2 separate regions of the Homo sapiens genome follow, and region 2 is linked to region 1. A link is a contact called in ENCODE Hi-C or POLR2A ChIA-PET data. All regions are on one chromosome and are shown on one strand. The core of a region is the stretch at or near the end of the contact, and the rest is flanking DNA. Distances in the headings are between cores, read along the strand shown. Region 1 has its middle 140 kb from the start of LINC01206. Region 2 has its middle 240 kb from the start of LINC01994.

Region 1 (3,443 bases), core at 180-2,679:
CTATTTCCTCCCAACTTCATTTTTCTCCATAAAACTTATCACTTTCCAACAGATATAATTTATATATTTATTTTGCCTGTTTCCCTTTACTAGTACATAAGCACATGAAGTCAGAGACTCCTGCCTGTTCTTTTTATGTATGTGTGCTTAGAGTATAAAATATTGCCTGACACAGAAAAAAACTTGTTGAATTAAATACCTTATGGTCCAGCAATTCTGCTCAACATGTACATCACGGAATAACACAAAACAGGAGACATGCACAAGAATGCTTGTAGCAGTATAACTTGTAATGGGAAAAAACAAAAACACAACACAACAAAACATTTTTTTAAAAAAAGTCCTTAGCTGTACATCAACAAAAGATTGAATAATTCATTGTGGAATATTCACATAAAGGAATATTATATAGCAATTAAAATAGATGATATATAACATGAATTCGAAAACCTAACATTGAGCCAAAAAAGAAGTCTCACAAAAATACAAACAGCATGAATCCATTTATTTAAATTATGAAAACTTGCAAAACTAAGTAATACATTATTTAAAGCTACGAAAAACGTAAAGATGAACAGGGAGTTATAAGTAAGCAATTCAGTGACGTTTACTCTTGAATGAAAAGGAATGCCCATAGGTGGTGTTGGTCTTCATTCTAGTGGTAGTCTTCTACTTTACACTCTACATATGCATGCAATTGAAGCAATGAGTTCATCAGAGCCTGTAAGTTCCTACTGGGCTTGATTGTGCTGAAGTATTTAAAAAGTAGATTTCACCCACAGGTTTTAATGTGTCTGGGTGTAGACTTACTTCTGAACTATGTAAATATTCCTTGTTGAATTGAGCAGCCTTTAAGAAGTAGGGTGGCCACAAGGTTATTTGCTTCGTTGGGGTTCCCACAATCTCTATTATCTCTAGACTCCCACAGACCGCTGCACTTTGGGATGGAGAGCCTGAATAATTCAAGTCCGAGTTCTGATGATACTAACCAGTTGCTGTCATGTTGGCAAGAGACACTTTATACAAAGGAGATTTACTAAATTTTACAGTGATCCTACTATGAGATAGTATTATTATGTCCATTTTACAGATAAGAAAACTGAGACAGAGAAATTGAGAATCTTGCTCAATATCCATAGCTGATAAATTTTAGAACTAAGATTCGTGCCTAGGTCCGCCTGACTCCAGACGTTTTTCTTTCCTGTCAGTCAGTCTCCTCTTAGCTCCCAGAGCTTCTGCTGTTCCAGCTAATTTGTTCCCTCTGTATCTCTCAGTAATTTTCCACATATAAAGTATTTTACAAATTTGACCCAAAGGAAGAAATTGGGTAGAGAGGAAATTCACTGTTTCTGCAGGAAAAAGGGCTGCAGCACACACCCATCTGTTGTTTACCGAGGCTGAGAAGGCTGAATGGTTCCCAGTAAGCAGTGTCTGCCTTCTGCATTTTGCTTCTTTGGAAGATGTTTCTTGTCCTGCCCCTCACCACCCACTCGCTTCTGTCTGGTTCCTCTTTTGCTGGCCCTCTTCCCATAGCAGTTAATGTTTGCCCTGCAAGTGCCAGAGCATTCATCCTTTCTTCCTTGAATGATGTGCCCATTTGCATATCATGCAAACAGCCCAGCTGCTGAAGTCCCAGATAGGGTAAATAACGGTCACAGTGTTTGTGCTGATTCCTCCTGGGGCCTTCTGGAACCTGCTGCACAGCTCCAGGGGAGAAAAATCGTTTTGTTGGAATCTCTGCTCTGATCTTGTGACATCATGAATGAATACTTGTGCTAAAAATGCACACGTAACCCTTTCCATGTAAATATGTGCTTTTGAGCCTAATGACGTAGGAAGGTTTGTAGATGGAGACAAAATGCCCACTATTATTTTTGCTTTGTCTAACTTATTTGATTTTTACTTTGGAATATGTTTTCTAAGTATACATTCATTTTAAAAATTCAGTAAAAACAATAATTTAACATAATTCCACAAACATTTAAATATTGTTTTCAAATGTAATCAGTTATACTCTTTATGCATCTAATATATCAATTTTATAGTAACAACACATGGCAATGAAAAAAGAACTTAACACCTGGCAATGAAAAAAGAATCAGTAAACCTATACTGAAACAGATTACAAAGTTTCTACCACCATTGATTTGTTTTTTACTTTCTTTATTATCCTTTCAATTAAGTTTTTTCTCTCTTATTTCTTCCCAGGAGTACAACTTACACACCAAACCTCGAGTGAGAGTAGTCATTTCTGGACCAGCTGAAGCTGTAGATTATCTAGTGGGATACACTCCTGGTTACAACTACACTTTTTCTGTTACCGTAGAACCATTCAATTTGTTGGCTTTGAACTCAATACGTTTTGTTTTTTGTGATCCCAATCAGTGCTCACAAATGATGCTTATTTTGAATCTCATTTTTGTAATATAGTCTGTCTTTTTTGAATTTTTTTCATTTATCAATTAAGATGTACAGTCTCTTAATATTCATTTTTATATGAATGCATAAATATTTCTATTTTAGGTCATGTATACTTTTAAATATATTTATATATTATATATAATTATATATATTATACGTATTTATAATTCATTTAACAAGCTTCTAAAAATCTGATCATTAGTCATTTAGGGTCAGCCTAGGTGAAGCTCTGATAAAAAAAAATCAACGATCAGATTGTAGAAGCTGCCAAATCTCCAGAGAGCCTAATGAAAATATCTAATTATTTTACATTTTAATGTTCTGGTTTATATAAATGTCATTGCCCTAGAATGATTTTACCAACAACTGTTTTGAATTCCAAGACTTGAAGTATAGGAATTTCAGGTAGAAAGACTGAAAGTTAAGTCACAAATTTATATGTTTATTCCAGCTCATTCGTTTCTTTAATTAATGCTTACTGTATCCCTATGCTGGGCACTGTGGAGCCCGTAGAAATCAGACTAGCTACCTACACTGCAGCACACAGCCTTGCTAACACCTCTGAGAAACACGCTAAAATGAGTGCACATGTTGGCCAGCAAACCCACATACGCAAGGAAAATACCTTTCTTTTTTCTTACTTTACAACTTAGTTTTTGACTCTACTCTAATGTTAGTATGTCCTCCTTGGTCATCGTTTCTATCTAAGTTCATTCTTGTGGTGATCTCATCAAGCCCAATGGCCTTACATACCATCCATATGTTGTTGGCTCCCAAATGTGTCTATTCAGTCCTGACCTATCCCCTTGGATTCCAGATCCATGTGTTCAACTGCCTGATTGAAATCTCCACCTGGATGTCTAACAGGCATCTCACACCGGGCTTGCACATAACAGATTCCTGTTCATCCCTTCCAAACCGCCTCCCCCTATACACGTCATCTCAACTAACATCAACCTCATTTTAGTTGTTCAAGATAAAATCCTCAGTGTCATCCCTAACTTCTCTTTTTCTCCCACCCC
Region 2 (3,351 bases), core at 224-2,723, 150 kb after region 1:
GGATTTGCACATGAGAATGAATGGGAGTTACATGATCAAATCCTTCAGAGATCTGTGAGAAAATAAACTCTAGCAAGAATATTTGAACTATCTTTTATAATAGATGAATCGTCATAATAGACATGCTTATAGGAATTTTAATATTTCAAGAATAATGTATAAGTACGTCTAAATAGATGTGTATTTATATACCTCTATAAAATATACGTATATATTTGAAATCTGCATGTATCTATGTGATTATGCACTAATTCTAGTCAGTAAAACAGCTCATTAAGTGCTCCTAGTAGTTTGTGTGTGTGTGTGTGCTGTTTTGAGGACATGATTACAGCATATACGATTTAATTTAAACAATTGAGATAATACTATGGAAAAACTCAAATGCACTTCATATGAATTTTTCTTTTACTTTCTTTTTTTTCCCTGTTTTTTTAGTAGGCTCAACCATGAAACACACAAAAATATGTTCATTACATTTTTTCTCAGAGGAGGCTTTTCAACAATAGATAAAGCATCTCTATTTTTCTTTAAAAAGACCAAAAGAAGCAAATTTTCCATTTTCCTTTACAAGCAACACTGGATTTTCACATGCAGATTTTAGCATAAAACATCTTCTCACTGTGGGAAAAGTGGTGCATTCTTGTACAAATTAAGATAGATAATTCTTATACTAACACGCGTATTATAATATTAAAACATATACGGAGGTGGATGGAAGGCTAGTGTTTATTAGACTATTTCAGCTCTTCATAATCTGTTTGCTTACTCCTATAGCAACTTGTTGATAATAGGAAGTCTTTTGTGAGAAACGGCATGAAAAACAATAAAAAGCATCAGATTTAATAAAGTATCTAAGGAAAGTCTTAAAATGACACCCACACTATGAAGGGAAAGCCAAATTTGCTTTTTCTGAGGGGAATTTGTGTTCGTCAGGAAGGGTTCCTGGAGGCTTTGTTTTGAGGCCTTGATGTGTGACCAGTGCGCTACGGGCCGCCCTTCACCCTTGCCCTTCTTCTACCACGGCTCTGCCCACCCATACTGACACCGCAGGGGGAAGGGTTTCAGAGCAGAAAGAATCAAAAGCTGAGGGACGGGGGAAAAAAAGTGCTTTTCAGGGTCTGATGTGTGGGAATCAAATGAGAGGCCTAGCTCAAATCCGGTCGCCAGGCAACCAAAGTGATATGCTGAGGGAATATCATTAAAGTTGGAAAGTAAGCAGTCTCTCTGAATTAGTAAACCAACCACAGGATCGACGATACACCGAACTCTCTCAGTGCTGGAGCGCAATTTCTCCAAGGAGGACAAGCGGGGGGCTTTGCTAAGTGTAAGGGGGAAAGGAGAGGGAGAGGGAGTGAGAGAACGCAGCTGATTTGTAGAGTTTTTTCATAAAAAAAAGACAATGGCTGTCCAGACATGGAGTTGGTGGTGAAATATGGTAACTGCCACGGCTGCAGCTGGCTCTCTGACACAAGATTAATAAGTTGCCGTTTCCTAGCCGACCAGAACCTAGTGGGAACTATCCAGCATTTTATCTTGAATTGTGGGTAACAGCCTTACTGCAAGCTGGCCTAGTTTACTGCTCTGTTTTTTCCACATCTCCCAAAGTGCAGCAAACATCTGTGACTCTAATGAGGTCATCATTGAGGGTGTCCAGCGAGCTGGGCCCTGAGAACTGACCTCACCTCTGCCTGAACATAAAGTACAAGTGCTGTGGGGAAGCAGGACAAATTAAATGGGGGAGCTGGCACTTGGCTGTGAGTTAAGCTCTTAAGAAACTTTTTGCTGTGATTAAAAAAGAGAGGGAGAGAGAGGGAGAGAGAGAGAGAGAGATTGAGGTTCAGAAATGACAGTACAACAAAGCAGTAGCAAGCCTACAGAATTACATTTAGGCCTCACTGATGAATATTATCACTGACATGAACAAGCAAAGCTTATCTAGGCCTTCCTTCTTGAAAGGCTGAATAAAATTGAATTGCCAACTTCTGCATTTTACCACATTTTGGTGGAAATGTCTCAGAGACCTACATGATTTAAAAGGAAACCTGGGAGAATTCAACCACAAAGTGTATATATGTGTTTCTGACAGCAAAATTTCAAGCATTATAAACCATGTCATATCATTTATAAGTAATTTGATTACAGACACAGAAAACAAATCAAACTTCTCCAGATAGGTCTTTCTTTTCCCTGCAGTTATTCCAACAGAGGCATGGTTTTTATAAATAACATGACCAGGCAAACATGCAAACACAACCCAAAACTGCATTCAAACCAGTGAACTATAATAATTTTGTTTAGTCATCAGAGGAAAGAACATTGAAGACGTGACTGTACCCACTGATTTCTTAAAACAGTCCATTTCAATGGAGTGAGAAATGTAAGCTTTCAAAAGGAAGAAAAATGTTTTAAGTTTGGAAGAAAAAAAGCATATTTCTGAAAGTTTTCTCTATCATTTAATATGTAAGTGTATCAGCCACATGTTGAACATGTATTGTTCATTTTAGCTACATCTGCTCTCAGTGAGAACAGTCATTCTTGATTCCTAAAAAAAAAAAATGGCTATGTGGATAAAGTCCAGAAGGAGAAAAAAAGATGGAGGTCATCTTCAAAACTCATCTAGAAACCTTCATTCATATGTATTAACTCACTATGTATGCAGATGTATTTTTCCCTGGGAGCAAATCCATGAAGCCCAGAATGACATGTCACAGTACTTTTACAAAGAGTTTGATTTTTAAAAAGTAGGCATATGACGAGATTAAATCTGGCAAGTTTTTATCTTATTATTCTCATATTATTATCAGGCTCACTGCAGCCTTGACCTCCCTGGCTCAAGAAATCCTTCTACCTCAGCCTACTGAATAGCTGGGACTATTGGCATGCACCACTACCCCTGGCTAATTTTTTAAAAAATCGTTTTGTAGAGACAGAGTCTCACTATGTTGCCCAGGCTGTTCTCAAAGTCCTGGGCTCAAGTGGTCCACCTGCCTTGGCTTCCTAAAGTGTTGGGATTACAGGCATGAGCCACTACACCCAGCCTCAGTATTATTAGACCAGATCTGATGCAAGAGATACAGAGGACTTGCAATAGAAATGTAATCACTTTCTCAAAAGCTAGAAAATGTTATACAAAACTTTTGTTTGACTAAATATGTAGTATAGGTGGCTGGAGACTGAGAGGGCAAGAGCAGATAGGCTAGATAACAGAAAGTGTTAGCTATTTCTGTTTGATATGAGCCTTTCCACTGTGATATCAAGAGGGAAATCAAGGAGCTGTCCTAAACTTAATTTAGAAATAATGGATATTATGGATTAGGAATGATTTTGAACATGTGCTTTAATGTAGGACAT

Evidence for each region. Hi-C counts contacts between places; a loop is a spot of excess contacts on that map. ChIA-PET counts read pairs that join two places held with the same protein, here RNA polymerase II (POLR2A). Pooled maps may share reads with other maps.
Region 2: a map of dorsolateral prefrontal cortex shows a loop between it and region 1 (2.0-fold over the local background). The contact joins two enhancer-like sites. A Hi-C loop is called at or near these places in 4 of 168 maps with a recorded cell type or tissue (dorsolateral prefrontal cortex, posterior cingulate gyrus and sigmoid colon) and 1 of 50 pooled maps. POLR2A ChIA-PET finds 5 or more read pairs at or near these places in 1 of 52 experiments (OCI-LY7).

What each region holds. Positions count from the first base shown.
Region 1 is chr3:182,091,287-182,094,729 of GRCh38, forward strand. No RefSeq gene overlaps it. Among named protein-coding and RNA genes, the nearest start is that of LINC01206, 140 kb to the left of the region's middle. Within about 2 kb of position 1,430, at least 3 of the 41 ENCODE cell types and tissues checked have a DNase peak (open chromatin) inside an H3K27ac peak, as active enhancers do; they include dorsolateral prefrontal cortex, where a contact is called at or near this core.
Region 2 is chr3:182,240,763-182,244,113 of GRCh38, forward strand. No RefSeq gene overlaps it. Among named protein-coding and RNA genes, the nearest start is that of LINC01994, 240 kb to the right of the region's middle. RefSeq lists an enhancer at 224-2,577. Within about 2 kb of position 1,474, at least 8 of the 41 ENCODE cell types and tissues checked have a DNase peak (open chromatin) inside an H3K27ac peak, as active enhancers do; they include dorsolateral prefrontal cortex, where a contact is called at or near this core.